Regions from separate parts of the Homo sapiens genome. Here region 2 is linked to region 1. A link is an interaction called in ENCODE POLR2A ChIA-PET data of the cell type or tissue named here. Cell type or tissue: PC-9. All regions are shown on one strand. Links, peaks and the distances in the headings refer to the core of each region. The heading gives the core; the rest is flanking DNA. Region 1 holds the start of TEAD2 (TEA domain transcription factor 2). Region 2 overlaps NOSIP (nitric oxide synthase interacting protein).

What was found. ChIA-PET counts read pairs that join two places held together with the same protein. Peaks named below come from ENCODE experiments on the same cell type or tissue, not always from the same donor. Only the 100,000 strongest peaks of a DNase experiment are listed, where the experiment ranks them.
Region 2: POLR2A ChIA-PET joins it to region 1 with 10 read pairs; 5 of 35 experiments call an interaction of 5 or more read pairs at or near these places.

Annotation. Positions count from the first base shown.
Region 1 is chr19:49,356,977-49,373,095 of GRCh38, forward strand. It overlaps TEAD2 (TEA domain transcription factor 2), which reads right to left and starts at 5,440. Exons shown (of 13, transcript NM_001256660.2): 1 at 5,357-5,440; 2 at 2,868-3,105; 3 at 2,459-2,523; 4 at 276-338. The coding sequence starts at 3,099. DKKL1 (dickkopf like acrosomal protein 1) reads left to right here and starts at 6,901. Exons shown (of 5, transcript NM_014419.4): 1 at 6,901-7,032; 2 at 7,606-7,778; 3 at 8,533-8,673; 4 at 8,817-8,909. The coding sequence starts at 7,023. LOC101928295 (a long non-coding RNA gene) reads right to left here. Exons shown (of 3, transcript NR_110729.1): 3 at 11,729-14,167. RefSeq lists enhancers at 2,769-3,269, 3,815-4,524, 4,525-5,233. In PC-9, for the core only: a CTCF peak has its summit at 6,349; a DNase peak (open chromatin) is centred at 6,695; H3K4me3 peaks cover 2,723 bases.
Region 2 is chr19:49,543,936-49,560,054 of GRCh38, forward strand. It overlaps NOSIP (nitric oxide synthase interacting protein), which reads right to left. Exons shown (of 9, transcript NM_001270960.2): 3 at 15,999-16,104; 4 at 14,962-15,043; 5 at 13,155-13,314; 6 at 12,940-13,058; 7 at 12,614-12,801; 8 at 12,382-12,490; 9 at 11,533-11,887. The coding sequence ends at 11,816. Among named protein-coding and RNA genes, the nearest start is that of RCN3, 24 kb to the left of the region's middle. RefSeq lists an enhancer at 12,117-12,898. In PC-9, for the core only: CTCF peaks have their summits at 3,234 (motif pointing left) and 3,435; a DNase peak (open chromatin) is centred at 3,156; H3K4me3 peaks cover 349 bases; H3K27me3 peaks cover 475 bases.

The sequences.
Region 1 (16,119 bases), core at 2,006-10,005:
TCCCCCTCTGTCTATGGGTCTCTGTCCCTCTCTCTCTGGGTCTCTGTCCTCCTCTCTTTCTGGGTCTCTGTCCCTCTCTCTCTGGGTCTTGGTCCCCTCCCCCAAGTCTCTGTCCCCCTCTCCCTGGGTCTCTGTCCCTTTCTCTCTGGGTCTCAGTCCTCCCCGCTCTAAGTCTCTGTCCCCCTCTCCCTGGGTCTCTGTCCCTCTCTTTCTGGGTCTCGGTCCCCCACCCCCAGTCTCTGTCCCCCTCTCAGGATGTCTGCATTGGTCCCTACCTTCAACTTGGACTGGATTTCCCTTGATTTCCTTCGGGCCAAAACCTGGATGTGACTAGAAACCTGGAAGGATCAACGGAGAAGCAGATTCAGGCCACAGCCACCGCCCCTGTGTTCACTACCCCTTCTCTCCCTCCAGGTGCCTCACTGAGCTGCTGGACCATGAAAGGTGAAAAACACACTGAAGATGAGAGCCATCTCGGGAGCACCCGAACACAGATGTCCATAAAGGAGCTCGTGAACACCACGGACCCTCCCGGGACCCATCCCATCCAGGCCTCCTTCCCCTCCACCATGCTCTCTCTGTGGCTACTCTGGGTCTAACACAACCACTAGAAAAACTATCCCCAAACAGGCACAGTGAGAGCACACGAACAGACATGCTGATACAGTTCGGACATTCGTCCCTTCCAAATTTCATATTGAAATGCCATCTCCAGTGTTGGAGGTGAGGCCTGGTGGGAGGTATTGGATCATGGAGGTGAACCCCTCATGAATGGCTTTGCACCATCTCCTTGATGATGAGTGACTTCTCACTCAGTTCACACAAGATCTGGTTGTTTAGGCCAGGTGTGGTGGCTCACGCCTGTAATCCCAACACTTTGGGAGGCCTAGATGGGCAGATCACTGGAGGTCAGGAGTTCAAGACCAGCCTGGCCAACATGGTGAAACCCTGTCTCTACTAAAAACACAAAAATTAGGGCTGGGCTCAGTGGCTCAGCTGTAATCCCAGCACTTTGGGAGGCCGAGGCGGGTGGATCACCTGAGGTCAGGAGTTCGAGACCAGCCTGCCCAGCATGGCGATACCCTACTTCTACTAAACATACAAAAAATTAGCCAGGTGTGGTGGTGCGCGCCTGTAGTCCCAGCTACTCAGGAGGCTGAAGCAAGAGAATCGCTTGAACCCGGGAGGCGGGGCTTCCAGTGAGCCAAGATCACGCCACTGCACTCCAGCCTGGGCAACAGAGCGAGACTCCGTCTCAAAAAAATATTTAAAAAATGAAAAAATAAAAATTTGCCAGATGTGGAGGCGCATGCTTGTAATCCCAGATACTTGGAAGGCTGAGGCAGCAGAATCGCTTGAACCCGGAAGGCGGAGGCTGCAGTGAGCTGAGATCACGGCACTGCACTCCAGCTTGGGAGACACAGTGACTTTTCTCTCAAAAACAACAACAACAAAAAGATCTGGGTGTTTAAAAAGAGTCTGGGACCTCTGTCTTTCTTCTGTTGCTCCCACTTTCCATGTGCCAGGCCTGCTCCCACTACCCCCTCCGCCATGATTGGAGGCTTCCTGAGGCCTCACCAGGAGCAGATGCCAGCTCCATGCTTCCTGGACAGCCTGCAGAACTGTGAGCCAAAATAAAGCTCTTTTCTTTCTTTCTTTCTTTTTTTTTTTTTTTGAGGTGGAGTCTGGCTCTGTCACCAGGCTGGAGTGCAGTAGCACGATCTTGGCTCACTGCAACCTCCGCCTCCCGGGTTCAAGCGATTTTCGTGCCTCAGCCTCCCGAGTAGCTGGGATTATGGGCACACACTGCCACTCCCAGCTAATTTTTGTATTTTTAGTAGAGACGGGGTTTCACCATGTTGGTCAGGATGGTCTCGATCTCCTGACCTCCTGATCCGCTCACCTAAAGTGCTGGGATAACAGGCATGAGCCACTGGCCCAGCCTAAAGCTCTTTATCAATTATCCAGCCTTGCCAGGCACAGTAGCTCACGCCTGTAATCCCAGCAATCCCAGCACTTTGGGGGGCTGAGGTGAGTGGATCACCTGAGGTCAGGAGTTCGAGACCAGCCTGGACAACATGGTGAAACCCCATCTCTACTAAAAATACAAAATTACCCAGGCATGGTAGTGCATGTCTGTAATCCCTGCTACTCGGGAGGCTGAGACAGGAGAATTGCTTGAACCCGGGAGGCAGAGGTTGCAGTGAGCCAAGATCGCGCCACTGCACTCCGGCCTGGGCAACAGAGCTAGACTCCATTTCAAAAAATAAACAAATACATAAATAACCCAGCCTCGGGTAATTCTTTATAGCAATACAAACGGACTAACACACATGCCGAGAAGACAGATGAACGCACAGGAAGCAGCTTCTTCCTTGAACCTGAACCTGCCCATGCGAGGATGACCCTAAGAAGACCGGCCCATCCCAGACAGAAGCCCACAAGTCCATTCCGAGACCTGTTTTCGAGTTCGGGTCTTCCCCGTTCTCAGCTTGATGTAGCGGGCGATCAGTTCATTCCGACCTGAAGATTCAAAGACGGAACAGAGTTAGTTAGACTTTCAACAGAACTTCCCCACAGCATGGACACCAGGGAAGAAGAAAGCAGCATGGGTCCCCAAAGGTCTGCAGCAAGTGGGCTGCCGGTCCCCTCAGCTACGTGGAAGCCAGACTGCTTGGGTTCAAATCCCAGCTCCATCACGCACTGGCTCTGTGCGACCATAAGCAAATCACTTAACCTAGCTGTGCCTCAGTTTCCTCATCTGTGCAAATGGTGATGCTAGCTCCTACTTCAGAGTGCTCCATAAACCTTGGTTACTGTCATTATTCATCAGTGGGGGCCAGGGCAAAAGACAGAAGTAGACTCACCATACATCTTGCCTTCATCAGACAAAATTATTTTCCGGCGGCCGCAGGGTGGATAGATGGCCAGGGCCTCCTGGAAGCTCTGCTCAATGTCTGGGCTCCACACCCCCTCTGCATCCGGGCCCCCGTCACCCCCAGCCCCCTCACTGCCGCCGGTACCCTCCTCACTGCCTTCCTCACTGCCCGTCCAGCCGCTGCCATCGTCCAGGGCGGCCCCAGCCCGGGGTTCCCCCATCTGGGCCTGGAGGAACACAGAACTCAGCAAGCTTCCCCCAAACCCCACCCTCAAGGGACTTGAAGCTGAGAGGGCTGGGACTCTGGACCACTGGGTCTGAGGGAGGAGGGGCTGGGGACCTGGACTCCTGGGTCTGAGGGAAGAGGAGCTGGGGGGTATTCCTGGGTCTGAGGGAGGAGGATCTGGGGCCTGAACTCCTGAGTCTGAGGGAGGAGGGGCTGGGGCCCGGACTCCTAGGACTGAGGGAGGAGGATCTGGGGCCTGGACTCCTGGGTCTGAGGGAGCGGGGGCTGGAGGCCTGGACTCCTGGGTGTGAGGGAGAAGGGGCTGGGGTCTGGACTCCTGAGTCTGAGGGAGGAGAAGGAGCTGGATTTCTTGGAAAGCTGAGGATGGGAGTGTTCTCAGAGTTTCCAGAGGAACTCAATTGTGATGAAGTCACAATGATTACCCTAGAGTAATGCCGAGGGCCATGAAGGCTAAAGGTTCGGGTATGAATTACGGGTTTTAAAGAAGACAGGAGGCAAAAGTTAGTGGTGGGGAAGGAAGGTGTGGGTGAAACTTCCCCTGTCCCACCCCAAGAACAGGTGGTAAGATGTGAGCAGCAGCTGCCAGAAAAGAAGAGGGGCCAAGCAAGACTGAGGGGAGGTCTAGAGAGAGGGGGACAGAGACCCAGAGAGGGAGGGGGACAGAGACCCAGAGAGGGGATGGGGACAGAGACCAGCAAGGGGGGGGGACAGAGACCCAGAGAGAGAAGGGGACAGAGACCAGAGAGAGAGGGGGACAGAGACCAGTGAGGTGGGGATAGAGACCCAGAGACAGAGGGGGACAGAGACCAGAGAGAGAAGGGGACAGAGACCCAGTGAAGGGGGGGACAGAGACCAGTGACGGAGGGGACAGAGACCCAGAGAGAGAGGGGGACAGAGACCAGAGGGAGGGGGGGACAGAGACCAGAGGGAGGGGGGGACAGAGACCAGAGAGGGGGACAGAGACCCAGAGAGAGGGACAGAGACCCAAAAAGAGAGGGAGACAGAGACCCAGGGAGAGGGGGAGACAGAGACCAGAAAGAGGGGGACAGAGACCGGGGGGGGGGGACAGGGACCAGAGAGAGGGGTCCAGAGGCCCAGAGAGGGAGACAGAGACCCAGAGAGAGAGGGTGACAGAGACCCAGAGAGAGGGGGACAGAGACCCAGAGAGAGAGGGACAGAGACCCAGAGAGAGAGGGGACCAGAGACCCAGAGAGAGGGGGACACAGACTCAGAGAGAGGGGGACAGAGGCTCAGAGAGAGGGCAACAGAGACCCAGAGAAAGGGAGACGGAGACCTAGAAAGGGCAGGGACAGAGACTCAGGGCAGCAGCTGAGGCCGAGACCAGGAGAGACCCACAGAACCACAAGCTGGGGGACAGGGGCGCCCTGCCATCAGAAGAGCCAGAACAAAGGGCCCAGGCGTCCCCTCCCCCAGCTTCCCACAACCCCCATCAGGGGAGGGGCTTGCCGGCCAGGGCGACTCCCCTCCGGCACCGGGCCCCGCCCCTCCCCTCCCCCGTGCGCCGTGGGCTCTGATCCAACTCAAGTTCCCAGTGACTTTCCGGAGGCCGGGAACAGGGAAAACTTTTTCCAATACAGTCAGATCCCGCCTCCCCGGAGGCTCCATGTCCTCCACAGCTTTCCCAGGACCCCAGAGTCCAGGCCCCTATTCCCCTCCTCCCGCCGACCATAGCAGACAAAGACCCCAGCCAAGCCCAGTGGCGCTGCGGCGTTCAGGACCCCCGTAGGCCAAAATCCCAGCCCAGCCCTTCCCCATGTGGCCAGACAAAGGGACGGTGGAGCCGGGTAAGAAAGGTCCCCCTAATTTCCCGCCCCAGACCCTAAACCTCCAAAGAGGCAAGACTTAAGATCCAGAAAGCCCCGTAACCTCCCCTCGGCCACCCCAGAGGCCCTCCCTTCTCCGTAAGAAGGACCAAATGCCCCCCAGATTACACAAGGGGTCCTTCTCACTCCAAAGTGACACCGCCGCAGACGCACGCCCCACACCCCGCCAGCGCCCTTGGCCCGCACCCGCTCCTGCGCGCACGCCCAAACTCAGACCCAGCCGCAGGCACCCTAACTCCGGCCAGAGTTCCCACTCCTCACTGAGGCTCGGTCACGGGAGCAAATTCGGGCCCCCGGGCAAAAAGAGGGCTGCGAACCATTCAGAGACGGTCCCGCAAACGCACGCCTCACCTCCTAAGAAGCAACTCCCCACCCCAACTCACACACCCCAAAGCAGGATCCCCGACTCCCGCCGGCGCCTTCCTACCTCCCGGCCTGGGGCTGGGGAGCCGCGGGCGGGCGGGGCGCTGCGAGGGAGAAAGTTGCCGGGAGCTTTGTTTGGGAAAAGTGGGAGGGACCGGAGGGGGGGGCGGGCCCGGCCGGCGGACAGCGGGAAGGGGGATCCGACGGTGACAGTTTGGGGAAGGATTTTTGCTTTGGGAGAGATTAGTCTATCTCGGGGCTGGTAGGAACTCAGGATTTGGGTGCTTGGGAAAGGAGGGGGATTGGGGGTTCGGACTCCAAGTCGGAGGGAAAAGGCTGATAGGAGCCAGAAACCCCTGATCTGAGGGAGGAGAGGCTGGGGGCTGGGACTCCTGGGTCTGGGGGCTGGGACTCCTGGGTCTGGGAGAGGAAGCGGCTGGAGAGAGATATGGGCTCCTAGGTCTGAGAGGGGACGGGGCTAGGCGCCTGGAATCCCGGCTACCCTCGTGTTTGTGTATTGGGGGTGCGGAAGTGATACGAATACAAAGAGTCTTTACTGTTAAGCCCTGAGGTTTTTTTTCTTTTTTTCTGTTTGGTTTTTGGTTTTTTTGTTTTTTGTTTTTTTTGTTTTTTTTTTTTTTTGAGGATTGGGGTCTGGGGATGGGTTTTGACTGATTCCTATGACGACCTGGTTTCCTTGTGACCTCACCACAGTTAAGAGTCGTGGGCAGGACCACCGGGAGTTTATTGGAGGCCCACGTAGGTGCAGATTCCTCATCTACAGGCGCTAGTGGACTGGAGACGGCTGGCGGCTGTCCCGGGACGGGGAAGAGAGCTTTGGTGCCTGAGGGAAGATGGCTTAGGGCCCGGTCCCTTAAGGGTGAAAGGCTGCGTGTTCAAAATTACGGGACTAGAGGGGGCGGGAGTCCGGACCTGAGGTCCTCAGGGAAAAGGAAGTCTGATTCTGGGTTCCTTGGAAGATGAAATATAAGACTGGATTTAGGGTTTCCGGAGACAACGGGACTTTTTAGTGGAGCGGGAGCGGGAAAACCAGAAGGGACACGGAGAAAAGGTTCCGAAACAGATACACAATTAGAGTGAGAGCTAAAAGGGATGCTTGTACTCCGGTGTCTCCAGTAGGAGGAGCCTAGGACTGGAACTTGGGGTGATGAGGGCAAGATCTGGGACGCAGGGGCGTGGTCCAGTGCAGGGGCGTGGCCCAGTGCAGGGGCGTGGCTTTCAGCCAAGGGGCGTGGCCATTGCGATTGGGCGGGACTCCGAAACGAGGGCCGCAATCAGAGAACACCGCCAGGACTTCCAGGACTTGGTCTCCAGGACTGAGGTCAACTGACGTGGGCGTGGTCTGACTGTGTGGGCGTGGCCAGGGAATGAACTCACGGCTCTGGCTTAAGGGGTGTGGTGAACGAAGGATGGGGCGTGGCTGTGTCACCAAGGGCGTGGTCATGGAGTAGAGGCCCGGGCTCCTGGGTGAGGCCGGCAAGTTTGGAGCGTGGTCAGACAATAGGGGCGTGGCTACGGCTCGCGGAGCGCAACCAACGCTCTAGACCAGACCTGGGCTCGAGACCATAACTGTTTGGCTTTAACAGTACGTGGGCGGCCGGAATCCGGGAGTCCGGTGACCCGGGCTGTGGTCTAGCATAAAGGCGGAGCCCAGAAGAAGGGGCGGGGTATGGGAGAAGGTGAGGATTGAGATCTGGTGGTGAACGTGGGCGAAAGTGAGGAAAAGACCATTGGATGAGGCCGGGTGCTGTGGCTTACGCCTGCAATCCCAACACTTTGGGAGGCCCAGGTGGGCGGATCGCTTGAGATCAGGAGTTCGAGACCAGCCTGGGCAATATGTCGAAACCCTGTCTCTACAAAAAATACAAAAATTAGCCGGGCGTGGAGGCGCGCGCCTGTGGTCCCAGCTACTTCGGGGGGCTGAGGTGGGAGAATCACCTGAGCCCGGGGAGGTCGAGGCTGCAGTGAGCCGTGATTGTGCCACTGTACTCCAGCCTGGACTACAGAGTCTCGGTCTCAAAAAAAAAAAAAAAAAAGCATATGAGACAGAACCCAGAAGAGCCAGACCTGGGAGAAGACGGGGCCTGGCAAGGTGGAGGGTGTGGGAGTAGAAGAAAGAAGCAGTGGGGGAAATGAGCGCGGTGTGGGAGTTGCCTGAACTGGGGAGGCGACCTGGGCAAGGTGCTGGAGAGGGGCGTCTTGGGTGGGGGCGTGGCCACTGTGCGGGGCTCTGACCCCGACCCTTGCCACAGCCTCCCCACCTGCCCCCGCAAGGCGGCATCTGCTGGTCCTGCTGCTGCTCCTCTCTACCCTGGTGATCCCCTCCGCTGCAGCTCCTATCCATGATGCTGACGCCCAAGAGAGCTCCTTGGGTCTCACAGGCCTCCAGAGCCTACTCCAAGGCTTCAGCCGACTTTTCCTGAAAGTAAGCGATGGCGGGGGGATGGGGGAAGAAGTACTGAGAAGAGGTTCAGGGACACAGAGTGGGAGATGGTTCAGGGCCAGGCAGGGGGACAGACAGGATGAGAGGGCAACAGGGAGACCAAGAGATAGGAAGAGGGAAGGGACTGGGCCCAGGCTATAATCACAGCACTTTGGGAGGCTGAGGCAGAAGGATCATTGGAGCCCAGTACTTGGAGACCAGCCTGGGTAACATAGTGAGACCCTCATCTGTACAAAAAAATATAAAAAATAGTTGCAGGTACATGCGCCTATAATCCCAGCTGCTTGGGAGGCTGAGGCAGAAGGATCCCTTGAGCCCAGGAGGTCGAGGCTGCAGTAAGCCATGATAGCACCACTGCACTCCAGCCTGGATGACAGAACAAGGAGACCCTGTCTCTAAACAAATAAATATATACGTGCATAAATAAGAGAGGAAAGGTAACAGGCAAAGAGAGAGGAGATGGGACAGAGACAAGAGACTGGGGAAAGAGACAGGAGGAGAGGGGGATGGGGACAGAAGAGGAACAGGGATAGTAAGGCAATGGGACTGAGAATAGAGAGAGAATTCATGGGGGATGGAGGCCGGAGGTTAGGCCCTAAGTATCAGAGGGCAGAAAGTAAAGGGGATGGGAGGGACTTGGGGCAAGGCCTCGGGAGCATCCTAGCAGGGCTGCAGAAGGGGCTGTACTGAGGAGATGTGAGGTCCAGCAGCTCACCAGTCCCTCCTCCGGCCCCAGGGTAACCTGCTTCGGGGCATAGACAGCTTATTCTCTGCCCCCATGGACTTCCGGGGCCTCCCTGGGAACTACCACAAAGAGGAGAACCAGGAGCACCAGCTGGGGAACAACACCCTCTCCAGCCACCTCCAGATCGACAAGGTGCCTATGCAGGGAAGCCCTTCCTGAAGTCCCCTTGGGATCCCTCCATCCCGCCATCCCTCGTGCTGCAGTATCTGTTGGGAGGGAAGGAGGGCGGAGGAGGAAAGCAGGTTTGCTCTCACTCTCTCATCGGATCCTCACAGATGACCGACAACAAGACAGGAGAGGTGCTGATCTCCGAGAATGTGGTGGCATCCATTCAACCAGCGGAGGGGAGCTTCGAGGGTGATTTGAAGGTTAGGACGTGCCCCGCCGTCAAAGTGTCCAGGCCCAAACATTTTCTTTTTTTCTTTTTTAAAGAAGAGTCTCACTCTGTCACCCAGGCTGGAGTGCAGTGGCACGATCTTGGCTCACTGCAACCTCCGCCTCCGAAGTTCAGGCAATTCTCCTGCCTCAAGCTCCTTGGTAGCTGGGATTACAGGCACCTGCCACCACGCCCGGCTAATTTTTTGTATTTTTTTAGTAGAGACAGGGTTTCTCCATGTTGGTCAGGCTGGTCTTGAACTCCTGACCTCAAGTGATCTGCCCATCTTGGCCTTCCAAAGTGCTGGGATTACAGGCATGAGCCACCATGCCTGGTGAGGCCCTAACATTTTCTGTAGTTTAGGAGGACAAGAAGAGGAACTGACCCTCTTACTCCTCTGTGTGGAACTTCCTCCTTCTGAGCCTCAGTTTTGCCATCTCTCAAGTGGGGCAATCCAACTGTCAGAAATGAGATTTTTGACCTCAGAATACATCTGCAAGGGTTTAGTAGACCCTAGAGGGTTTTGTATCAAAGTGGTTTTCTTTTTTTTTTTTAACTACATAATAGTCAATCAAAGTGTTTCTATGAGCACCAAAATGTTTTATAAACCAAGAAGGGTTTTTAATTCTAAGTGCTTGGAAAGCTTCACCCTCATAAACCCCAAATTGTGTTTTTGTCTCAAAGTAAGTGCTCTGCAAACTTCAGAGTATTTTTCAATCTATCCCAAAGTGGTTGGTAAACCTCTCCATTATAAACTCCAAAATGTTTTTGTTGTTATTGTGGTTTTGATTTTTGGGGTTTTTTTTGTTTGTTTTTTTGGTTTTTTTTTTTGAGAATGGAGTCTTGCTCTGTTATCCAGGCTGGAGTACAGTGGCACAATCTCAGCTCACTGCAACCTCCAACTCCCAGACTCAAATGATCCTCCCACCTCAGCCTCCGGAATAGCTGGAACTACAGGCGCGGACCACCACACCCAGCTAATTTTTCTATTTTTAGTAGAGACGGGGTTTCGCCATGTTTCCCAGGCTGGTCTCGAACTCCTGAGCTCAGGCAATCCGCCCGCCTCTGCCTCCCAAAGTACTAGGATTATAGACATGAGCCACCACACCTGGCCCAAAATGTGATTTTCTTCTTCTTTTTTTGTTTTTTTTGAGATGGAGTTTCGCTCTGTTGCCCAGGCTAGAGTGCAATGGCACAATCTCAGCTCACTGCAACCTCCGCCACTGAGGTTCAAGTGATTCTCCAGCCCTAGCCTCCCAAGTAGATGGGACTACAAGTACGTGCCACCACGTCCAGCTAATTTTTGAATTTTTAGTGTAGACAGGGTTTCGCCATGTTGGCCATGTTGGCCAGGCTGGTCTCGAACTCCTGACCTCAGCTGATCCACCTGCCTCGGCCTCCCAAAGTGCTGGGATTATAGGCATGAGCTACTGCGCCTGGCCCAAAATGTGATTTTTAATACCAAAGAGCTGTATGAATGCTAAATGCGTTGTGTATTTCACCTTTGGTAAACTTTTTTTTTTTTTTTTTTGGAGACGAAGTCTCGCTCGTCCCCCAGGCTGGAGTGCAATGGTGCGATCTCAGCTCACTGCAACCTCCATCTCCCAGGTTCAAGTGATTCTCCTGCCTCAGCCTCCTGTGTAGCTGGGATTACAGGTGACTGCCACCACACCTGACTAATTTTTCTATTTTTAGAGAGACAAGGTTTCATCATGTTGGCCAGACTGCTCTTGAACTCCTGACCTCAGGTGATCCAACTGCCTTGGCCTCCCAAGGTGCTGGGATTATAGGCGTGAGCCACCATGCCTGGCCAGGCCACCTTTGGTAAACTTCTACAAGTGATTCTAATTATGAAGTGCTTTGCAAAATCAGGGTATTTTTAATCCTGAAAAGTTTTAAGAAACCCAAAGAGCTTGATACATCCATATGATACCCACGTACACCCATGCAATATCTTCATTTTAAAAATGTTTATTTAAAATTTTATTTTAAAAATTTCAGGACAGGCACAGTGGCTTACACCTATAATCCTAGCAATTTGGGAGGCTGAGGCAGGAGGATGACTTGAGCCCACGAGTTTGAGATCACCCTGGGCAATAGAGGGAGTCTTCATCTCTACAAAAAAATTTAAAAAGTAGGCCAGGCATGCTGGCTTACGCCTGTAATCCTAGCAATTTGGGAGGCCAAGGCAGGCAGATTGCCTGAGCTCAGGAGTTCGAGACCAGCCTGGGCAACACGGTGAAACCCTGTCTCTACTAAAATACGAAAAATTAGCCGGGCATGGCAGCCTGCACCTGTAGTCCCAGCTACTCTGGAGGCTGAGGTAAAAGAATTGTTTGAACCCGGGAGGCAGAGGTTGCAGTGAGCCAAGATCATGTCACTGCACTCCAGCCTGGGGGACAGAGTGAGACTCTGTCTCCAAAAAAAAAAAAAAAATCAAAAAAGTAGCCAGGTGTGGTGGTGTGTGCTGTGGTTCCAGCTACCCAGAAGCCTGAGGTGGGAGGATTGTTTGAGACGAGGAGGTTGAGTCTAAAGTGGGCCCAGATCATGCCACTGCACTCTAGCCTGGGCAACAGAGTGAGACTCTGTCTCAAAAAATAAATAAATAAATAAATAAATAAAATTTCAAGACTACAGAAAAGTTTTTTTTAAAAAACATACTTTATTATTTTGGAAATGGAGTCTCCCTCTGTCACCCAGACTGGAGTGTAGTGGTGCCATCTTGGCTCACAGCAACCTCCACCTTCTAGGTTGTGGAAAGTAAAAAAGTTTCTCTTTAAAGTTTTTATTAAATAATAAATCACAAGTGTTAGAAATAATATTTTTAATTAACTTTTTTTAAGCCTCTTTGCTTTGTGTTAGTAACTCTTTTTTAAACCATATCTTATGTAGTTGTTAGATATAAGGAAATAAGTACCTTCTGTGTCCTTGTACGTTAACCAAGATATTTGGTCTCGACGTGCTCAAGCATGTCCCAGCTCACAGCTTATGCCCTTTCCTTATTTGGAAATGTTATTACTTCTCCAAGTCTTTTGGCAAGCAACTTCCTCTTTTCCTTTGTTCTCCATTGCCTTTACCTATTTAAGAAAGTTTTTTAAGTTGTTAGCCAATTGGGTTTAGCTTAGACTGTGAGGTCCAGCTCCAACCAATGGAGACAGGACACAGCAGTAAGGACCCAATGCATAAGGGATAAATATTCCTGCCTTTCTTTGTTCATTGTGCTCTCCTGGCAGGATTGCTGATGGGCAGCACCCTTTCTACAGAAAGTAAAATTGCCTTGCTGAGAAAACTTTTTGTCTGAATGCTAATTTTTCCTTGCGACACCAAGAAACAAGCATTTTGATTCTAACACAGGTTCAAGTGATTCTCCTGCCTCAGCCTCCCAAAGAGCAGGGATAACAGGCACGCACTACAATATCCAGCTAATTTTTTTTTGTTTGTTTTTTGTTTTTTGTATTTTTAGTAGCGATGAGGTTTTGCTATGTTGGCCAGGCTGGTCTTGAATTCCTGACTTTGGGTGATCCACCCACCTCGGCCTCCCAAAGTGCTGGGATTACAGGCAAGAGAAGTTTTTCTTAAAATAGTACAACAGATTTTAGGCTCTTCTGTATCTGCCCACCGAGCTACTCTGTTCCTGGCTTAGAGAACCAGGAGAAGGGGAAGGGGAATCACCTGCCACATGCTGGAGGTTGGAGCCTGTGGCACCATGGCTTGCCTCACTGCAGTTGGTGGTGGCAACAGAGGCTGCAGTGTGGCCAGAGTGGCTTTTCTGGCTTTGCCCGCCCAGCCACTCTGAGAAAGGCTGGAGGAGAAAGTGAAGGAGGAGTCACCTGTGGTGAGGTGGAGTTTGGAGCTTGCAGATGGCACGGCTCTGTGGCTCACCTCCTACAGTTGTGGCGGTGACAGCGAGGGAGACTTCAGCCTGACTGGAGTAGAAGGGTGCTCGTGAAGGCTAGAGTATTGCCTCCAAGATGCAGCAGTGGATACTCAGGTTTCAGGAGACTCCACTGTCCATGGCGAATCCATGGTCTGCCAGCGCAGTTTTAGAGAGAGAATGTGCCACCGCAGGTGTCATCCTCATGTGCACCCTGGCAGGTAGCCATCTGAAGATTTCAAGGACAACCTGGCAGGGGAGCAGACCAGCGACACTTCCTCTGAACAGGTTCTTGCTGTTCACTTGACAGACTCAGCAACTCAGGCAAGTGTTCACATGGAAGATATCCTGGAAGGATACCAAGCCAGTGAAAGCTCAGATGAAAATGCCCCATGGCTTTGGAAGGCCAATGAATGTGCCAAGGAAAAAGGTGCCATGGAGGATCCTCTGGAAGACCTCGCCAATGAAATTTCAGATTAGGACACCCCACTGGATTTGAAGGCCAAAGAACGTGCCAAGGAAAAAGTTCCCATGGAGGATACCCTGGTGGAAGACCTTGGAAACGAAAGCTCAGATAAGGATGCCTCACTGGACTTGAAGGTTGACAAACGCATGAAAGAAAAAGTTCCCACAGAGGATACCCTGGTGAAAGACCTTGCCAATGAAAGCTCAGATGAGGACGCTCTACTGGATTGAAGGCTGATGAATTCACCAAGGAAAAGTTCCCACGGAGGATACCCTGGTGGAAGACCTTGCCAACAAAAGCTCAGATGGGGATGTTTTGCTAAATTTAAAGGCTGACAAATGAGCCAAGGAAAAAGTTCCCATGGAGGATACCCTGGTGGAAGACCTCACCAACGAAAGCTCACATGAGGATGCTCCACTGGATCTGAATGCCGACAAATGTGCCAAGGAAAAAGTTCCCATAGATAATCCAGTGAAAGAATTTGCCAACAACATCAAGGAAAAGGAGGCCCCATGTAATGTGAAGGCACCCTAGGGAGTCCAGGTAAATGATTTCAAGGATGACCTGGCGGGGATGGTGATCAGTGAAAAGTCCCCAGAAGCAGCCCTATCTCTTCACAGGGCAAAATGAGATGCCAAGAAAAAAGATTGCTTCGCCATTCTTGTAGCAGAGCTTCCTGAAGAGATGTCCTCAGGGCAAGTGCTGGCCGTTGTCACCGTGAAAGGCATCAAGAAAAATGGTGGCTCTGAGGACAGCTTTTCTAAAACCAGTAATGACAAAGACTCTTCCTGTAGTGGAGACACTCAAGCTTCTGGAGCAGATATGGAAGAGTCCAATCATGCAGATGACCATCAGCATATGCCAACAAGTACTCTCCCAGCACCTGCAGAAAAAACAATAGAGACAAAGCCTGAAAAGGCAGAAGAAATGTAACCCAGTGAGTTCAAGGAGGATGAGGATGCTGAAGAGCCTGACCTGACCTGTTGTGACCTTTGTTTTTTATGCTAGAAGTCCCTACAGATTTTTTGAACACCTGGAAGGGCCGGGTCACAAGACCTCACCCTGGCCCAGCAACCATCTGGACCGTGAGAGTTTTGGGGATTTTGCTACTCTCTCTGGACTTTTACATTCTCTTAATTTTTTAAAAAATATTCTTTCTTTAACCTGTTTTAAGATGCAAGCTGTCATTGCGTCATCATAGTTACATTTTATTACTCAAATAATTTTTCAATTGTTTTACTAGTTTTTTTTGGATCTTTGTCCACTGGTTTTAGAGTTTTTGTAATTTTGATAAATGATCTTTTATGCTTTGTATCATTTTCTTAATGACTTACCTTAGTTTTTAACAAATCCATGGTACAGTAAGTTATATTAAGACATAGTATTTTTATGTTTTTTTAAATTATACTTTGGGTTCTGGGGTACATGTGCAGACATGCAGTTTTGTTGCATAGGTGCATGTACCATGGTGGTTTGCTGTACCCATCAGCCCGTCACCTGCATTGGGTGTTTCTCCTGATGCTATCCCTCCCCTGACCCCCCACCCCCCACCGACAGGTCCTGGTGTGTGATGTTTCCCTTCCTGTGTCCATGTGTTCTCATTGTTCAGCTCCCACTTGAGTGATAACATGCAGTATTTTGTTTTCTACTCTTGTGTTGGTTTGCTGAGAATGATGGTTTCCAGCTTCATCCATGTCCCTGCAAAGGACATTAACTCATCCTTTTCTGTGGCCGAATAGTATTCCATGGTGTATATGTGCCATGTTTTCTTTATCTAGTCTATCACTGATGGACAATTGGGTTGGTTCCAATTCTTTGCTATTGTGAATAGTGCCATAATAAACATGCATGTGCCTGTGTCTTTATGGTAAAAAAAAATAGTATAATAAATATCCCTATAGTCTCTTTTCCATAAACCAAAATTTCTTAAGGTTGGCATCATTGGCATGTGGGGCTGGATAATCTTTATTGTGGGAGCTGCCCTGTGCACTGTAGGATATTTGATAACATCCCTGGGCTCTATCCACTAGAGAGAAGTTGCCTCCTGCCAGGCACAGTGGCTCATACCCGTAGTCCCAGCACTTTGGGAGGCAGAGACGGGCGGATCATGAGGTCAGGAGTTCGAGACCAGCCTGGCTAACGTAGCGAAACCCCGTCTACTAAAAATACAAAATATGGGGCCAGGCACAGTGGCTCACACCTGTAATCCCAGCACTTTGGGAGACCGAGGCAGGCAGATCATGAGATCAGGATATCAAGACCATCCTGGCTAATGCGGTGAAATCCCGTCTCTAGTAAAAATACAAAAAAATTAGCCAGGCATGGTGGCAGGCGCCTGTAGTCCCAGCTACTCAGAAGGCTGAGGCAGGAGAATGGCGTGAACCCGGGAGGTGGAGCTTGCAGTGAGCCGAGATCGTGCCACTGCACTCCAGCCTGGGCGACAGAGCGAGACTCCGTCTCAAAAAAAAAAAAAAAATACAAAGTATGGCCAGGAGTGGTGGCTTACACCTATAATCCCAGCACTTTGGGAGGCCGAGGCGGGCAGATCACCTGAGGTCAGGAGTTCGAGACCACCCTGACCAACATGGAGAAACCCCGTCTCTACTAAAAATACAAAATTAGCCGGGCATGGTGGCACATGTCTGTAATCCCAGCTACTCAGGAGGCTGAAGCAGGAAAATCGTTTGAACCCAGAAGGTGGAGGTCGCGGTGAGCGAAGATAGCACCATTGCACTACAGCCTGGGCAACAAGAGCGAAACTCCATCTCAAAAAATAAATAAATAAATAGGCTGGGCATGGTGGCTCACGCCTGTAATCCCAGCACTTTGGGAGGCCAAGGCAGGTGGATCACCTGAGGTCAG
Region 2 (16,119 bases), core at 1-8,000, 180 kb after region 1:
TCTCTACTAGAAATACAAAAATTAACCAGGCCTGGTGATGGGCACCTATAATCCCAGCTACTCTGGAGGCTGAAGCAGAATCGCTTGAACCCGGGAGGTGGAGGTTGTCGTGAGCCGAAATGGCGCCACTGCACTCCAGCCTGGGTGACAGAGGGAGACTCTGTCTCAAAAAAAAAAGGGAAAAAAAGCCTGGACTCTGCAGCGCACAAACCAGACAGGAAGCCCTGCCCTCTCAGAGCTCCAGTTCTGTAAGGAAGAGACACAGCGACCTAAAATATGGCACGGCGCAACAGATGCTGTGAAGCAGGGGAAGCGTGTAGCAGTGTGGCAATGTTCTGATGACTGAGAGGCTGGGAAAGGTCTCAATGGTAAATGGAGTGAAGGAGGGAGCCACGGAGAGATCTGGAGGGAGAGCATTCCAGGGAGAGAGAAGAGCAAGTAAAATGGCCCTGAGGCAGGAGTGGGCCTGGTGTGGCAGCATCAGCAAGGAGGCTAGAGTGGCTGGAAGGGAATGAGCCAGTGGAAGAGGGTCAGAGCTGAGAGCAGATGGGGCAAGTGGCCAGACTGTGCAGGCCCCTGCAGGCAGGTCATGGTGGTCCCTGTTTGGTGGCACAAGACAGGGATGGACAGAGACCCAGAGAGAAGGGGTGGGGAGTCAGAGAGAGAGGGACAGAGACCCAGAGAGAGAGGGGAACAGAGACCCAGAGAGAGAGGGACAGAGACCCAGAGAGAGAGGGGAACAGAGACCCAGAGAGAGAGGGGAACAGAGACCCAGAGAGAGAGAGGGGAACAGAGACCCAGAGAGAGGGAGACAGAAACTCAGAGAGAGGGAAACAGAGACCCAGAGAGTGGGGGACAGAGATCCAAAGAGAATGGGGATAGAGACCCAGAGAGACACAGAATTTATTCTGAGTGACATGAGAGTCGCTGGAGTGTCATGAGCAGAGGAGGGATTATAAACTGCTTTGAGTTATTTAAGAGTCGGGTTGGGCGCAGTGGTTCACGCCTGTAATCCCAAGGATTAATCAAGGATTGCTTGAGGCCAGGAGTTCAAGACCAGTCTGGGATGATCTTTTATAAAGATGGCATCTCTTTTTTTTTTTCTTTCTTTTTTTTTGAGACGGAGTCTCGCTCTGTCGCCCAGGCTGGAGTGCAGTGGCGCACTCTCACCTCACTGCAAGCTCCACCTCCCGGGCTCACGCCATTTATAGAGACCATATCTCTATTTAAAAATTAGTTTATGGCCGGGCACGGTGGTTCACGCCTGTAATCCCAGCTCTTTCAGAGGCCGAGGCAGGCAGATCACGAGGTCAGTAGATCGAGACCATCCTGGCTAACACGGTGAAACCCCGCCTCTACTAAAAAATACAAAAAATTAGCCAGGCATGGTGGCGGGCGCCTGTAGTCCCAGCTACTCGGGAGGCTGAGGCAGGAGAATGGCCTGAACCCGGGAGGCGGAGCTTGTAGTGAGCCGAGATCGCGCCACTGCACTCCAGCCTGGGAGACAGAGCGAGACTCTGTCTCAAAAAAAAAAATTAACTTACTAAAAAAATTAATTTACTAATTAATTTTTAAAAAGGAAATTCAAGAACAGGCAAAACTAATCTGGGGGTTAGAACTCAGGATGTTGTTCACCCTTGCGGGGGAGGGACCAGAATGGACCTCATGGGCTTCTTATCGGGAGAGGGAGGCTGGAAAATAGCCTATTCTTGATCTAGGTACTGCTTCCCAGGGGTGGTCAGATTATGAAAATTCATTCAGTTCTCCACATGTGATGTATGCCCTTTTATGCATGATAGAATTCAATTCAAAATTTACTTTTTTTTTTTTTTTTTTTTTGAGACAGAGTTTTGCTCTTGTTGCCCAGGCTGGAGTGCAATGGCACAATCTCGGCTCACTGCAACCTCCACCTCCCAGGTTCAAGCGATTCTCCTGCCTCAGCCTCCTGAGTAGCTGGGATTACAGGCATGCACCACCACGCCTGGCTAATTTTGTATTTTTAGTAGAGACAGGGTTTCTCCATGTTGGTCAGGCTGGTATCGAACTCCTGACCTCAGGTGATCCACCTGCCTCAGCCTCCCAAAGTGCTGGGATTACAGGCTTGAGCCATTGTGCCTGGCCGATAGCTATTTTTTTTTTTTTTTTTTTTTTTTTTTTTTGAGATGGAGTCTTGCTCTTGTCATCCTGGCTGGAGTGCAATGGCATGATCTTGACTCACTGCAACCTCCACCTCCCGGGCTGAAGTGATTCTCCTGTCTCAGCCTCCCGAGTAGCTGGGATTACTGGCATGGACCACCACGCCCGGCTAATTTTTGTATTTTTATTAGAGACGGGGTTTCACCATGTTGGCCAGGCTGGTCTCGAACTCCCGACCTCAGGTGATCCGCCCTCCCCGACCTCCCAAATTTCTGGGATCACAGGCATGAGCCACCGTGCCTGGCCAGTTCGGTTTTTTTTTTTAGGTTTACCTGGGCTTTTTGGAGTGTACCCATGCAGCCAGGTGTGGTTCAGGGTCAGCTAGATATTTGAGTAGAGTTGGGCCGTGTGCGGTGACTCACGCCTGTAATCCCAACACTTTGGGAGGCCGAGGCAGGCGGATCATGAGGTCAGGAGATCGAGAGCATCCTGGCTAACACGGTGAAACCCCGTCTCTACTAAAAATATTTAAAAAATTAGCCTGGGCGTGGTGTTGGGGGCCTGTAGTCCCAGCTACTCGGGAGGCTGAGGCAGGAGAATGGCGTGAACCCGGTAGGCGGAGTTTGCACCACTGCCCTCCAACCTGGGCGACAGAGGGAGACTCCGTCTCAAAAAAAAAAAAAAAAAAAAAAAAAAAAAAGATACTTGAGTAGAGTTTATAGAAACCATTCCAGGTACCCTCTCTCCAGCTTTTCTTTTCCAGGATTTATCTCCTCACCTTCCTTTTGCTGTAGTTCTTCAAGCTAGGAAGACTGGATTTCCCTCTGGTGTTTTAGCTGCCAGTCATGGTATGAACTAGAACTCACCCCCAAGTAAAAGCTGTACAAATAAGAAACTCGCCTTTCTTTTTTCTGAGTGTCAAGTTCCCTCCAGTTGCTCTGTCTGCTTTTGTTTACCTTCCAGTGCCTTGCCTTTGGGTAATTGTTTTCCACGTTTTTTCCAGGGTTTATAGCTGTTGTCTGTGTGGGAGGGCTGGAATTTGAATCCAAGCGCGTCTGACTCCAAGCGTTTTCGTATGATAACATACTGCCCTCTAGTGGCTGGATGTGGAGAACTGGTTTATGTGGGAGGAAGGGCATATTGGTAAATCTCTGAGGGCTGCATGTTTGGAAACATTGTTTATCGAAAACAATACCCACACATAGCAACAAATTACTTGCACAGAACAGTTTATGGTGAAAAACTGCCTAGCATCTTGTCACACTTACTGCTTCTCTCCAGAATTTTTTTAGTTTTAAAATATTCTTGCATATTTTATTTTAAAATAATGGCCATACTCTCACAGGATACAAAACCCGAAATATACAGGATGCTACAAGCTAAAAACAACGCCTTCCACTAAGTTCAACTCTTCACAGACAGCCAGTGTTTCCTACCATGGAGAATCTACACAGATTTAAGCAAATATGTACAAATAGTCTTTATTTTTTTTTGGAAGACGAATCTCGATTTGTCTCCCAGGCTGGAGTGCAGTGGTGCAATCTTGTCTCACTGCAACCTCCGCCTCCCAGGTTCAAGCGATACTCCTGCCTCAGCCTCCCGAGTAACTGGGATAACGGGCACGGGCCACCATGCCAGCTAATTTTTTGTGTGTTTTTTTGTTTTTTTGTTTTTTTTGAGACGGAGTCTCGCTCTGTCGCCCAGGCTGGAGTGCAGTGGCGCGATATCGGCTCACTGCAAGCTCCGCCTCCCGGGTTCACGCCATTCTCCTGCCTCAACCTCCCAAGTAGCTGGGACTACAAGCGCCCGCCACCACTGCCCGGCTAATTTTTTTGTTTTTTAGTAGAGACGAGTTTCACTGTGTTAGCCAGGATGGTCTCGATCTCCTGACCTCGTGATCCGCCCCACCTCGGCCTCCCAAAGTGCTGGGATTAGAGGGGTGAGCCACCGCGCCCAGCCATTTTTTGTATTCTTAATAGAGACGGAGTTTCGCCATGTTGGCCAGGCTGGTCTCGAACTCCTGATCTCAGGTGATCCGGCTGCCTCGGCCTCCCAAGTGCTGAGATTACAGGCGTGAACCACCATGTCTTGCTAATTTTTGTATTTTTAGCAGAGAGGGGGTTTCACCATGTTGGTCAGGCTGGTCTTGAACTCCTGACCTCGAGATCTGCCCTCCTCAGCCCCCCAAAGTGCTGGGATTACAGGTGTCACCCACCGCTTCCGGCCGCGTTTTTTGGTTTGTTTGTTTTGTGTGTGTGTTTTTTGTTTTGTTTTGTTTTGTTTTTTGAGATGGAGTCTTGCTGTGTCGCCCAGGCTGGAGAGCAGCGGCTCAATCTCAGCTCACTGCAACTTCCGCCTCCTGGGTTCAAGAGATTCTCCTGCCTCAGTCTTCCTAGTAGTTGAGATTACTGGTGCCGGCCACCGTGGCTGGCTACTTTTTGCGTTTTTAGTAGAGACAGGGTTTCACCATGTTCGCCAGGCTGGTCTCGAACTCCTGACCTCAGGTGATCCACCCACCTCAGCCTCCCAAAGTGCTGGGATTACAAGTATGAGCCACCACGCCTGGCCCTGGCCTGCGTTTTTTAAGACATAATCTTGCTCTGCCACCTAGGCCAGAGTACTGTGGCACTCCAGTTGCAGAGAGCCAACATTGTGCCATTGCACTCCACTGATCTCAGCTCACTGATCTCAGCCAGCTGCAAGCGATTCTCGTGCTTCAGCCTCCCTAGTAGCTGGGATTACAGGCGTGTAACACCACGCCCAGCTAATTTTTGTATTTTTAATAGAGATGGAGTTTCACCATGTTGTCCAGGCTGGTCTCAAACTCCTAAGCTCAAGCAATCTTCCTACCCCAGTCCCACAAAGTGCTGAAATCATGGGCAGGAGCCACTGCGCCCAGCCATTCTAGCTCGTGTTTTGCTGAGCATCGTCGCATGTCTTTGGGGTACACACACAGGAGTGAGGTAGTGGAGCACCGGCTAGGCGCATTTTTAGCGTTAATCGATATTGCCAATTCATTTCCCCAGTTTACGTGCCCACCAGCGTTGTAGACAAGTTCCAGTTTCTCCACATCCTGACCAACGCTTATTAGAATAAACTTTTGAACTGTTTTTGCTTTTAGTTCTTCCGTTGGTGACCTCCCCACTTGCAGATCAGCAGATCAAATCCCCATGCTGTTGACAACACGCTGGGAGCAAAGAGCCAGGTGGAGCTTCTAACGAAGTCAGATCTTCTGATATTTTAAAAGCTGAGATAAAATTCACAGGCCATAAAATTAACCCTTGGTCGGGCGTGGTGGCTACGCCTGTAATCCTAGCACTTCAGGAGGCCAAGGTGGGCAGATCACTTGAGGCCAGGAGTTCAAGACCAGCCTGGACAACATGACGAAACTCTATCTCTATTAAAAATACAAAAATTAGCCGGGCGTGGTGGCACATGCCTGTAATCCCAGCTACTCAGGAGGCTGGGACAAGAGAATCGATTGAACCCGGGAGGCGGAGGTTGCAGTGAGCCAAGATCGTGCCACTGCACTCCAGCCTGGGTGACAGAACCAGACTTTGTCTCAAAAAAAAAAAAAAAAAAAAAAAAAACCCACACCCCATCAGCAGTCACTATCCCCTCTCTCTCTGCACTCCCAGCCCCGGACAGCCACTAACTACTTTCTTTTGCTATGGATTTGCCTATTCTGGGCATCTCATTATAAATGCAATCGTACGTGTGACCTTTCGTGCTGGGCTTCTTTCAGCATGTTTTCCAGATCCATCCACACTGTAGCCCGTGTCAGGACGTCATTGCTTTTTTTTTTTTTTTTTTTTTTGAGATGGAGTCTCACTCTGTTGCCCAGGCTGGAGTGCAGTGGCGCGATCTCGGCTCACTGCAAGCTCCACTTCCCGGGTTCATGCCATTCTCCTGCCTCAGCCTGCCGAGTAGCTGGGACTACAGGTGCCCACCATCACACCCGGCTAATTTTTTGTATTTTTAGTAGAGATGGGGTTTCACCGTGTTAGCCAAGATGGTCTCGATCTCCTGACCTCATGATCTGCCCGTCTCGGCCTCCCGAAGTGCTGGGATTACAGGCATGAGCCACTGCGCCCGGCCCAACGTCATTCCTTTTTAGGGCTGAGTAATATTCCATGGCACGGGCTAGACCACATTTTGTCTCCACTCATCAGCTGACGGGCTTTTGGGTTGTTTCCACTTCTGGGCTATGGTGAATGGTGCTGTTAGGGTCATTCATGTGCATTTGTTTTGCCTCAGCCTCCCAAGTAGCTGGGATTAAAGGTGTCTGCCACCACGCCTGGCTAATTTTTGTATTTTTGGTAGAGATAGGGTTTCACCATGCTGGCCAGGCTGGTCTCGAACTCATGACCTCGTGATCCGCCCACCTCGGCCTCCCAGATCACGTACATATTTTTGTGTGGACCTGTTTTCAGTTTCTTGGGTAGATAACTAGGAGGGGAATTGTGAAGCTGATTTTTCCTTTTATACATGTCTCACTCTGTCACCCAGGCTGGAATACAGAGGTGGGATCACAGCTGGACCTCCTGGGCTCACACCATCTTCTGGCTTCGGTCTCCCATGCAGCTGGGACTACAGGTGGGCACCACCATGCCCAGCTAATGTATTCTTTTTTGTAGAGATGGGGTCTTGCTACAATGGCCAGGCTGGTCGCCAACTCCTGGGTTCAAGCAATCCTCCTGACTCGGCCTCCCAAAGTGTTGGGATTACAGGCGTGAACCACCTTGCTTGGGCTGATTTTTTTTTTTTAGATGGAGTCTCGCTCTGTCTCCAGGCTGCAATGCAGTGGCACGATCTCAGCTCACTGCAACCTCCACCTCCCAGGTTCAAGCGATTCTCCTGCCTCAGCCTCCCGAGTAGCTGGGACTACAGGCTGTGCCACCACGTCCAGTTAATTTTTGTATTTTTAGTAGAGACGGGGTTTCACCATGTTGGCCAGGATGGTCTCTATCTCTTGACCTAGTGATCCGCTCCCGCCTCAGCCCCCCAAAGTGCTGGGATTACAGGCGTGAGCCACCGCACCTGGCCATGCATTTCTCTTTAAAAAGAGAAATGGGGCCTGTAATCCCAGCACTTTGGGAGGCCGAGGCAGGTGGATCACTTGAGGTCAGGAGTTCAAGACCAGCCTGGCCAATGTGGTGAGATCCCTTCCCTACTTAAAAAATACAAAAATTATCCAGGCACAGTGGCTCACGCCTGTAATCTCAGCACTTTGGGAGGCCGAGGCGGGCGGATCACGAGGTCAAGAGTTCAAGATCAGCCTGGCCAACATAAGTGAAACCCCGTCTCTACTAAAAATACAAAAAAATTTAGCCGGGCGTGGTGGTGGGCGCCTGTAGTCTCAGTTCCGTGGGAGGCTGAGGCAGGAGAATTGCTTGAACCCAGGAGGCAGAGGTTGCAGTGAGCCGAAATCAGGCCACTGCACTCCAGCCTGGGCGACAGGGCGAGACTCCGTCTCAAAAACAAAAAAAGAGAAATGGAAATCTAGTTTTTCACATGAAATCTCCCAGCTCCTTTTTTGCATTTGAAAACTTCATACAGTAAAATCCACTCCTTTTGGTGAACAGTTCTGAATTCTGATAAACCAGAGTCATGTAACCACCACAGTCAAAATCCGGAACTGTTCCTTCACACCCCCCCAGAATCTCTCTTGCTACTCCCCACTTTGGGGTCAACTCCTTCCCCTACTCTGGCAACGAAAGCTTTGTTCCTGGTTCGTATAGTTTTGCCTTTGCAGTGTCAGAATAAATCTTCCTGTTTTTATTTTCTATTGTTTTGATATGGGGTCTCGCTCTGTAGCTCAGACTGGAGTGCAGTGGTGCTATCGCAGCTCACTGCAGCCTCCACCTCCTGGGTTCAAGCGATTCTCCTGCCTCAGCCTCCTGAGTAGCTGGGATTACAGGGGTGCTCCACCACACCCAGCTAATTTTTGTATTTTTAGTAGAGACAGGGATTCACCATGTGGACCAGGCTGGTCTCCAACTCCTGACCTGAGGCAATCCACCTGCTTTGGCCTCCCAAAGTGCTGGGATTACAGGTGTGAGCTACCAGGCCCAGCCATCTTCCTGTTTTTAATTTTTTTTTTGAGATGGAGTTTTGCTCATGCTGCCCAGGCTGGAGTGCAGTGGTGCGATCTCGGCTCACTGCAACCTCCATCTCCCGGGTTCAAGCAATTCTCCTGCTTCAGCCTCCCAAGTAGCTGGGATTACAGGCCTGTGCCACCACACCCGATTAAGTTTGTATTTTTTTTTAGTAGAGATGAGGTTTCACCGTGTTGGCCAGGCTGGTCCCAAATACCTGACCTCAAGTGATCCACCCACCTTGGCCTCCCAAAATGCTGGGATTACAAGTGTGAGCCACTGCGCCTGGCCCGTTTTTATTTTTTTATTTTTATTTTTATTTTTATTTTTATTTTGGGACAGAGTCTCACTCTGTCGCCCAGGCTGGAGTGCAGTGGCGCGATCTTGGCTCACTGCAACGTCTGCCTCAGGTTCAAGCAATTCTCCTGCCTCAGCCTCCTGAGTAGCTGGGACTACGGACGCATGCCACGACGCCCGGCTAATTTTTTATATTTTCAGTAAAGACAGGGTTTTACCCTGTTAGCCAGGATGGTCTCAATCTCCTGACCTCATGATCTGCCCGCCTCAGCCTCCCAAAGTGTTGGGATTATAGGTGTGAGCCACCACGCCTGGCCCGTTTTTAAATCTTTACAAGTAACTGTAATTTTCTGGACGCGCTGCCTGTGAGCTTCTTGAAACTGGAGCCCTCGGCAGGCACGCCTGCCATCAGCGCCACCAAGCCCAGGTCTTGCTCTAAACTTTAGACCAGTGTCTAAGGAAACTCTGCTCAAAAAAGACAAGATTTGTCTCACTTCCCGTCTCTTTCTTCTGCTACGGCTGAAGCTGTGGTTCTGCTCTTGCTTCCTCTCCAAGTACTTTAGAACCTTAAATGACAGAACAGGGTGAGGTGACTCAAATGTGTAATCCCAGCACTTTGGGAATCTGAGGCGGGTGGATCACTTGAGGTCAGGAGTTGAAGACCAGCCTAGATAGCCGGGTGCGGTGGCTCACGCCTGTAATCCCAGCACTTTGGGAGGCCGAGGCGGGCGGATCACGAGGTCGGGAGATCGAGACCATCCTGGCTAACACGGTGAAACCCTGTCTCCACTAAAAATACAAAAAAGAATTAGCCAGGCATGGTGGTGGTCGCCTGTAGTCCCAACTACTCGGGAGGCTGAGGCAGGAGAATGGCGTAAACCCGGGAGGCAGAGCTTGCAGTGAGCCGAGATAGCGCCACTGCACTCCAGCCTGGGCAAAAGAGCGAGACTCCGTCTCAAAAAAAAAAAAAAAAAAAAAAAAAAACCCAGCCTGGCCAACATGGCGAAACTACATCTCTACTAAAATACTAAAAATACAAAACAAACAAACAAAAACCAGCTGGCTGTGCTGGCAGCACCTGTAGTCCCAGCTACCCAGGAGGCTGAGGCAGGAGCCAGGATCACGCAAGTGCACTCCAGCCTGGGCAATAGAGCAAGGCTCCATCTCAAAACAAAAAAAAAAATGACAGAACAGATTGGAGCCAGGACTTTGACCTCCCCACCCTGCACTGCACAAAGAGTCTGTGAACAGAGTGGTGTTTGAGTTCCTTTGGGAAAACACAGGTGCAAGATTAGAAACCCTTCAGGTTATTACTGGGGGCACCGGTGATCTGTTCAACATATGAACAAGACTGGGGTTCTTAGATGGCTGAGAAAGCTGGAAGGACTCGGGTGGTTGAGAGGTCTTGAGAAAGAGGACAAGGATTAGGGATGTGGAAGGAAAGGGTATGACATGGAACTCTGGGTATGGAGGGATGGGGTGGGAGCTTGTGGAGGTGGAGAGGCCAGTGGGTCTCTAGGGGAGGGAGGACATGAAGGATGGGGGAAGTCCAGGACAAAGTCTGGGGGCGTCTCAGAGGAAACTGGCTCCTGGGGGAACCTGGCTTCCGTCACTCCCTCGAGCACGTGTGACTTTGCTCAAGTTGTGCCTTCTCGATCATGCCATTGCACTCCAGCCTGGGGAGTGGAAAAGTATTACTCACTGAACAGGATGGTGCATGCACTGTGATTCACTTTGGTTGAAACCTCATGTGTACTCACATAAAGAACAGGAAGGACAGAACCTAGGTGGCATTGCTCTGCGAGGCAGGAATGCTGTGTTTTTTGTTGTTGGTGTTGTTATTGTTGTTTTTTGAGACAGAGTCTCACTTTGTCGCCCAGGCTGGAGTGCAGTGGCACGATCTCAGCTCACTGCAACCTCCGCCTCCCGGGTTCAAGCAATTCTCCCGCCTCAGCCTCCCGAGTAGCTAGGATTACAGGCGCCGGCCACCACACCCGGCTCATTTTTGTATTTTTAGTAGAGATGGGGGTTTCACCATGTTGGCCAGGCTGGTCTTGAACTCCTGACCTCGTGATCCACCCGCCTCGGCCTCCCAAAGTGCTGGGATTACAGGCGTGAGCCACCGCACCCGGCTATCTAGGCTGGTCTTGAACTCCTGACCTCAAGTGATCCACCCGCCTCAGATTCCCAAAGTGCTGGGATTACAGGCGTGAGCCACCGCACCCGGCCTGTCTTGTTTTAATCTTTGCTTGTCTCCGTGCTGTTTTTCACACTGCCCAGCAGCTGCTTTTGTGACTCAATGGTTATTAAACACAAGGCCTTAAGGACAGCCCCTACATTCCCAGTCAAGTCTGACGCCACCGGGCTGGTTCCTGGTCCCCGCTCTGCCCTGGCTCCCTCACTCTCCCCTGTACGCCCTCTGCTCCTTAAATCTGCAAAGTGCGTTGCTGCCTCTGGGCCTTTGCACTCGCGGTTTCCTCTTCCTTTCCCCCTCAGGCTGCCACAGGTGGGGGCGTGATGCTCCTGACCGCCTTTCCTAGTCCGGGTGCTGCGCACTTTTTCACAGAACTGCACTTCCTTTGTGGGTCTAATCACACTGCAGCCCGGAAGACACGTTCCTGGGCATTTCCTGTTCTTCAAACCTGGCAAAAATCCGGGAACCCTAACAAAGAACTCGAGAAATTTCTATGTAGCTCATTAAAGTGGCGCACTCACACGGTCTTGGCTTAGACTTGGACTTCCGGCCACTCAACCAATTTTAATGCTGTGCATTTGCGTTCTATTCAGGTTTTTTTTTTTTTTTCTTCTTTGAGATGGAGTCTCGCTCTGTTGCCCAGGCTGAAGTGCAATGGTGCGATCTTGGCTCACTGCAACCTCCGCCTCCTGGGTTCAAGCGATTCTCCTGCCTCAGCCTCTGGAGTAGCTGGGAATACAAGTGCGCACCACCATGCCCGGCTAATTTTTGTATTTTTAGTAGAGACAAGGTTTCACCATGTTGGCCAGGCTGGTCTCGAACTCCTGACCTCAAGTGATACGCTAGCCTCGGCCTCCGAAAGTGCTGGGATTACAGGCGTGAGCCACCGTGCCTGGCCAGATTTTGTTCTTAATGTGAGACCACATTCAATATGCTTAGCCCGCTCTTTCAAACTCCAGCGTGCGCTGTAGGAGCACTGTTTGCACGGCCCTGCATCCTCGCCTGCCCTGTCCCCGGGGCGCCCACGCCGCGAATGAAGGCGCCACGTCGTTGCGCACCCAAGCCGGTTTATTTGGTCTCCCGCACACACTCAGGCCTGCATCACCGGCCGTGATTTCTCCGCTTGCAGCTTCACTCCGGAGCCCGCGAAGCCGGTACCGCCCTGGGGGAGGTAGAGAGAAGGACGAGGTAGAGGCCGGCCCGGGGGTGACCAGTGGGGCTCCAGGTGGTAGTGGGGATTCCTAAGCGGGTCAAGGTGAAGCGGGTTGCTGGCTAAGGAGTAGGAGTTGGGGAGGGGGCGAGGCGACCGCAGTGGGTACGGATGGACAGGGCGCAGGGCGCAGAGAAGAGGGTAGAGAGTGGCAGGGGAGGAGCCTTGGGAGGGAGCGTGTGGAGGGGGTGGAGCCGTGGAGGGCTGGAGGCAGGGAAGGGGCGGGGCCTTGAAAAGGAAGGAGGAGGCGGGGCCTAGGAGAGCGGAGGGGGGGAAGGGCGGGGCCTTGCAGGAGAAAGCGGGGGGGGGGGGCGGCCTTACAGAGCAGAGAAGAAGGCGGGGCCTTGGAGAGTTGGGGGAAGGGGAGGGGACGAAGCCTTGGAGGGGGTGAAGGGGAGGGGCGGGGCCTTGGAGTGCTGGGGGAAGGGGAGGGGTGGGACTCTTACCCGCTGCAGCACGATGATGTCGCGGTCTGTGAGTTTGTCTCCAGTCACAGGGTCCACCATGTCCTTCCGAATCAGCTTCTCCACGCATTCGAGGGTGACCACAGCCCCACTACGGTGAGGCCGAAGGCGGGAGACTCTGATCAGGGGCCTTCCTGGGGACCTACTGGCCCCAAAGCCGGACCGCCCCGCAGGTTCCCGAGTGGTCCCTTCCCTCCCCTCCCAGGTGACTCACGAGGGCCGCAGCACAGCGCAGGGGGTGGCGTTGCTCAGGCTGTCGCGGGTCACGGCACACACGTAGCGCTCGCTGCGGGTGATGAGCCCCACGCGGTCCACGGAGCTGTCTAGCGGTGTGAAGTGCACGGGCGTCAGGTCCGACATGCGCAGGGGCTTCCCTGACATGGGGCAGGTCACCGTGCGGGACTGCAAGGGGCAGAGAGAGGCGGGCTCAGTAGGCAGGGCTGGCGCAGGTGGAGAGCGCGTGGTCCCTGTGCGTGAGGAGGACGGTGGGGAACCCTGGCGCCCTGGCACCGTGCGTGCCGGGGCGCTGTGGGGGCTCACCGGCTTCTCCAGCTTGGTGGCCTTGGCTTCGGGCGTCAGCGACGGGATCCAGAAGCTGGGCAGCACTTTGTCCTTGTCCTTACTTGGAGGACCCACACTGGGCCCAGGTTGGACATCATCTGTGGGGGAAGGAAGGGACTCAGATGCCGCCCCCTGGGCCCGCCCAGCCCGCGGCGCCCCGCCCCCCAACCCACAAGAAGCCCAACCTGAGTCACCTGGGCTGGTGCCCGAGAGGGCCTTGGCTGTGAAAGGGTTGAGGGGCCGGCTCACGATAGCCGACTCCTTCTCCAGGAAGCCCCGCACATGGTCCTGCGAGGCCGCCCGCTGAAGCTCCTTCTGCTCCTCGCGCCGGGTGCCCCGCTGCTTCTCGTAGGCCTGCGTCGGGGAAAGTGGGCTGAGCATCTGCCCGTGGGGCTGGGGGTATCTTCCTCCCATTTCACAGGTAGGTAAACTGAGGCCCACAAAGGGGACCCTCTGATGGAGGCACTATGTGGCAGAGGGTGGTAACTGCCACCCTGGGTGGGTGTGAACCTTACTGCGTTGTATAGCCAGACTGCCAGGGCTCAAAGCCCATCTCTGTCACTCTGTGGCCTAAGTGAGCACTATGACCTCTCCTGGCCTCAGTTTCTTCATCTGTAAAACAGCCTAACAGTGGTTACCCACCTCAGCGGCTCACTGAAGGGTTACATAAGGTGAGTGTTTACAGCATGGAGAGCCTCACCTGGCACTCAGCTAAGCATTTAATTAATGTCACCTGCTGGCCAATTAAGTTTTCTATACAGTGCATGCCCCAGCCCGTGTTTGGGACGGGGGATGTAGACTTCAGATCTAAGGGAATGCTGAGGAGCCCATGTCTATGGACGGACAGTGAGTGAGGACGGGAGAAGTGAAGCCATGACCTGAGCTCAGCCCTGCCTGGCGCACAGCAGTTGCCTGGGCGGTGCTGCAGTTCCAGACCACCCTGGGCCACCCAGCTGAGTGAGGAGGTAACAGTGACAGTGATGGATGCTCATGAGGGCCTCCGACATGACCACCAGGCTGTGTGGAGGACATGGGCACAGGGGGAGCCACCTGCTTGGGACAAAAAGCCCAATAAGCATGTGACCTGTAGTGTTTCCTGAGCGCCAGCAACCAGGCAGGGGAAGAGGGGGACAGACCCACTGTGCCTCAAACAGGGCCCCTCCTACCCATCAAATGGCTTTGTCCATGGAAGGCCAGGCCGGGTTCCCAGTAACACGCCTTGAGAATGCTCATCTGCGTGTACCTCCCAGGTGCCCTGCTGTGTCCTCTGATTTGGCCGTCAGCCCGTTTTACAGACGATGAAACTGAGGCCCAGAAAAAATGAGGTGATGTCAATTCACGTAGCACATCTTTTTTTTTTTTTTTTTTTTTGAAACAGAATCTCGCTCGGTTACCCAGGCTGAAGTGCAGCGGTGCCATCTCAGCTCACTGCGACCTCTACCTCATGGGTTCAAGCGATTCTCCTGCCTCAGCTTCCTGAGTAGCTGGGATTACAGGCGCCCGCCATGCCCGGCTCAATTTTTTTTTTTATTTTTTTATTTTTAGTACAGACAGGGTTTCACCATGTTGGCCAGGCTGGCCTCTAACTGTTGACCTCAAGTGATCCGCCTGCCTCGGCCTCCCAAAGTCCTGGGATTACAGGTGTGAGCCACCACCCCCGACCCATTTAGCATATCTTTACTAAGGACCTAAGCTACAGGGTGGGAAAACTCGAAGTCCATAAGGGAAAGTGGGCATGTGTCAGACAGCCACATGTACAGCTACAACTATGCTAAGTGCTAAGAGAAGAGGTGACTGGGGCAGATCCTGGGGACTGGCAGGAGCTCAGAGGAGGCAGCATCTGGGCTGAAATCGGTGAGAAGGATTTGGCCGGAAGCAGGGGAGGGGAATGGTGTACCAGGCAGAGGGAACTGAGATCAGAGGGCTCTGAGTGGCTCTGCCTGTGAGCTCAGACTCAAAAGCTCCTGCCTCCGTGTGCCGCCTCCTCCCCATCCCCATCACCTTCATCTGCCGGGCAATCTCCTTCTTCTGGTGCAGAATGTACTCCAGGATGGCCTCACGCTCATACAGGTAGCCATCTGGGCTGCAAAGACAGGGTGCAATGAGAAAGAAAGAAAGTGATCCTCCCGCCTCGGCCTCCCGAAGTGCTGGGATTATAGGCAGAAGTCATCATGATCAGTCCCAAGTTCAATTATTTGCTAGAATTCACAGAACTCAGCAAAGCTGTTATACTCATGGTGATAGTTTACTGCAGTGAAAGGATGCAGATTAAAATCAGCAAAGGAAAAAGGCACATGGGGCAGAATCTAGTAGAGACTAGATTTGAGCTTCCAGCTGTCCTCTCCCAATAGAGCTGCAGGGAAAGTGCTTCATTCTCTCAGCAACAATGTGTGCCACATATTGTTGCAGCCACGAGTTCGAGACCAGCCTGGGCAACAAAGTGAGCTCCCCTCTCTACAAAAAACAAACAAAAACGCCAGGTGTGGTAGTGCACACCCGTGGTTCCAGCTACTCGTGGGGGCTGAGGCAGGAGGATCACCTGAGCCTGGGATATCAGTGAGCCAAGATGTCCCCATTGCACTCCAGCCTGGGCAACAAAGTGAAGACTCTGTCTCAAAAAAAAAAAAGAAACCTGAAGGTGGCCTTGGGGGCCCTGATCATTAATTACTGTCTTCTACAAAATATACCACTAATTGAGCACGTATTTAGTGCCTGGACTCAGCACCTGTTAAGCCTTTGCCCTACCATCAGAGGTAGGTCATGGGAAGTGTCCAAAGGTGAGCTGCTCCGATGGCCTCGGCAATGCTCTGAGAGCCCTACACCCCATTAGAAGTATGTTCCTTTCCATATGTTCCACACTATGAAACAGATGCTAGGATCATGCCCATGTCCCATGTGAGAATACAGAGGCTCTGAGGATAAACTGCTCATCCAGGGTTCCCTGGCTGTGCAGGTGGCCAGACCCACGCACACAGCCTCCTCCTGGCGGTTCCCTTGCTCTCCCCACCCAGACCTACCCATCCCTGTTCCCAGCTCACGTGACAACAGGATCGTGGCAAGGCTGCAGGGAGAGACAACAGCAGTCGAAGTCCTTCACGGCATCCCGGCTCAGTCGAATGTTCTGGGTCCCATAGCCCGAGGCCGCTGGGGACAGAGATG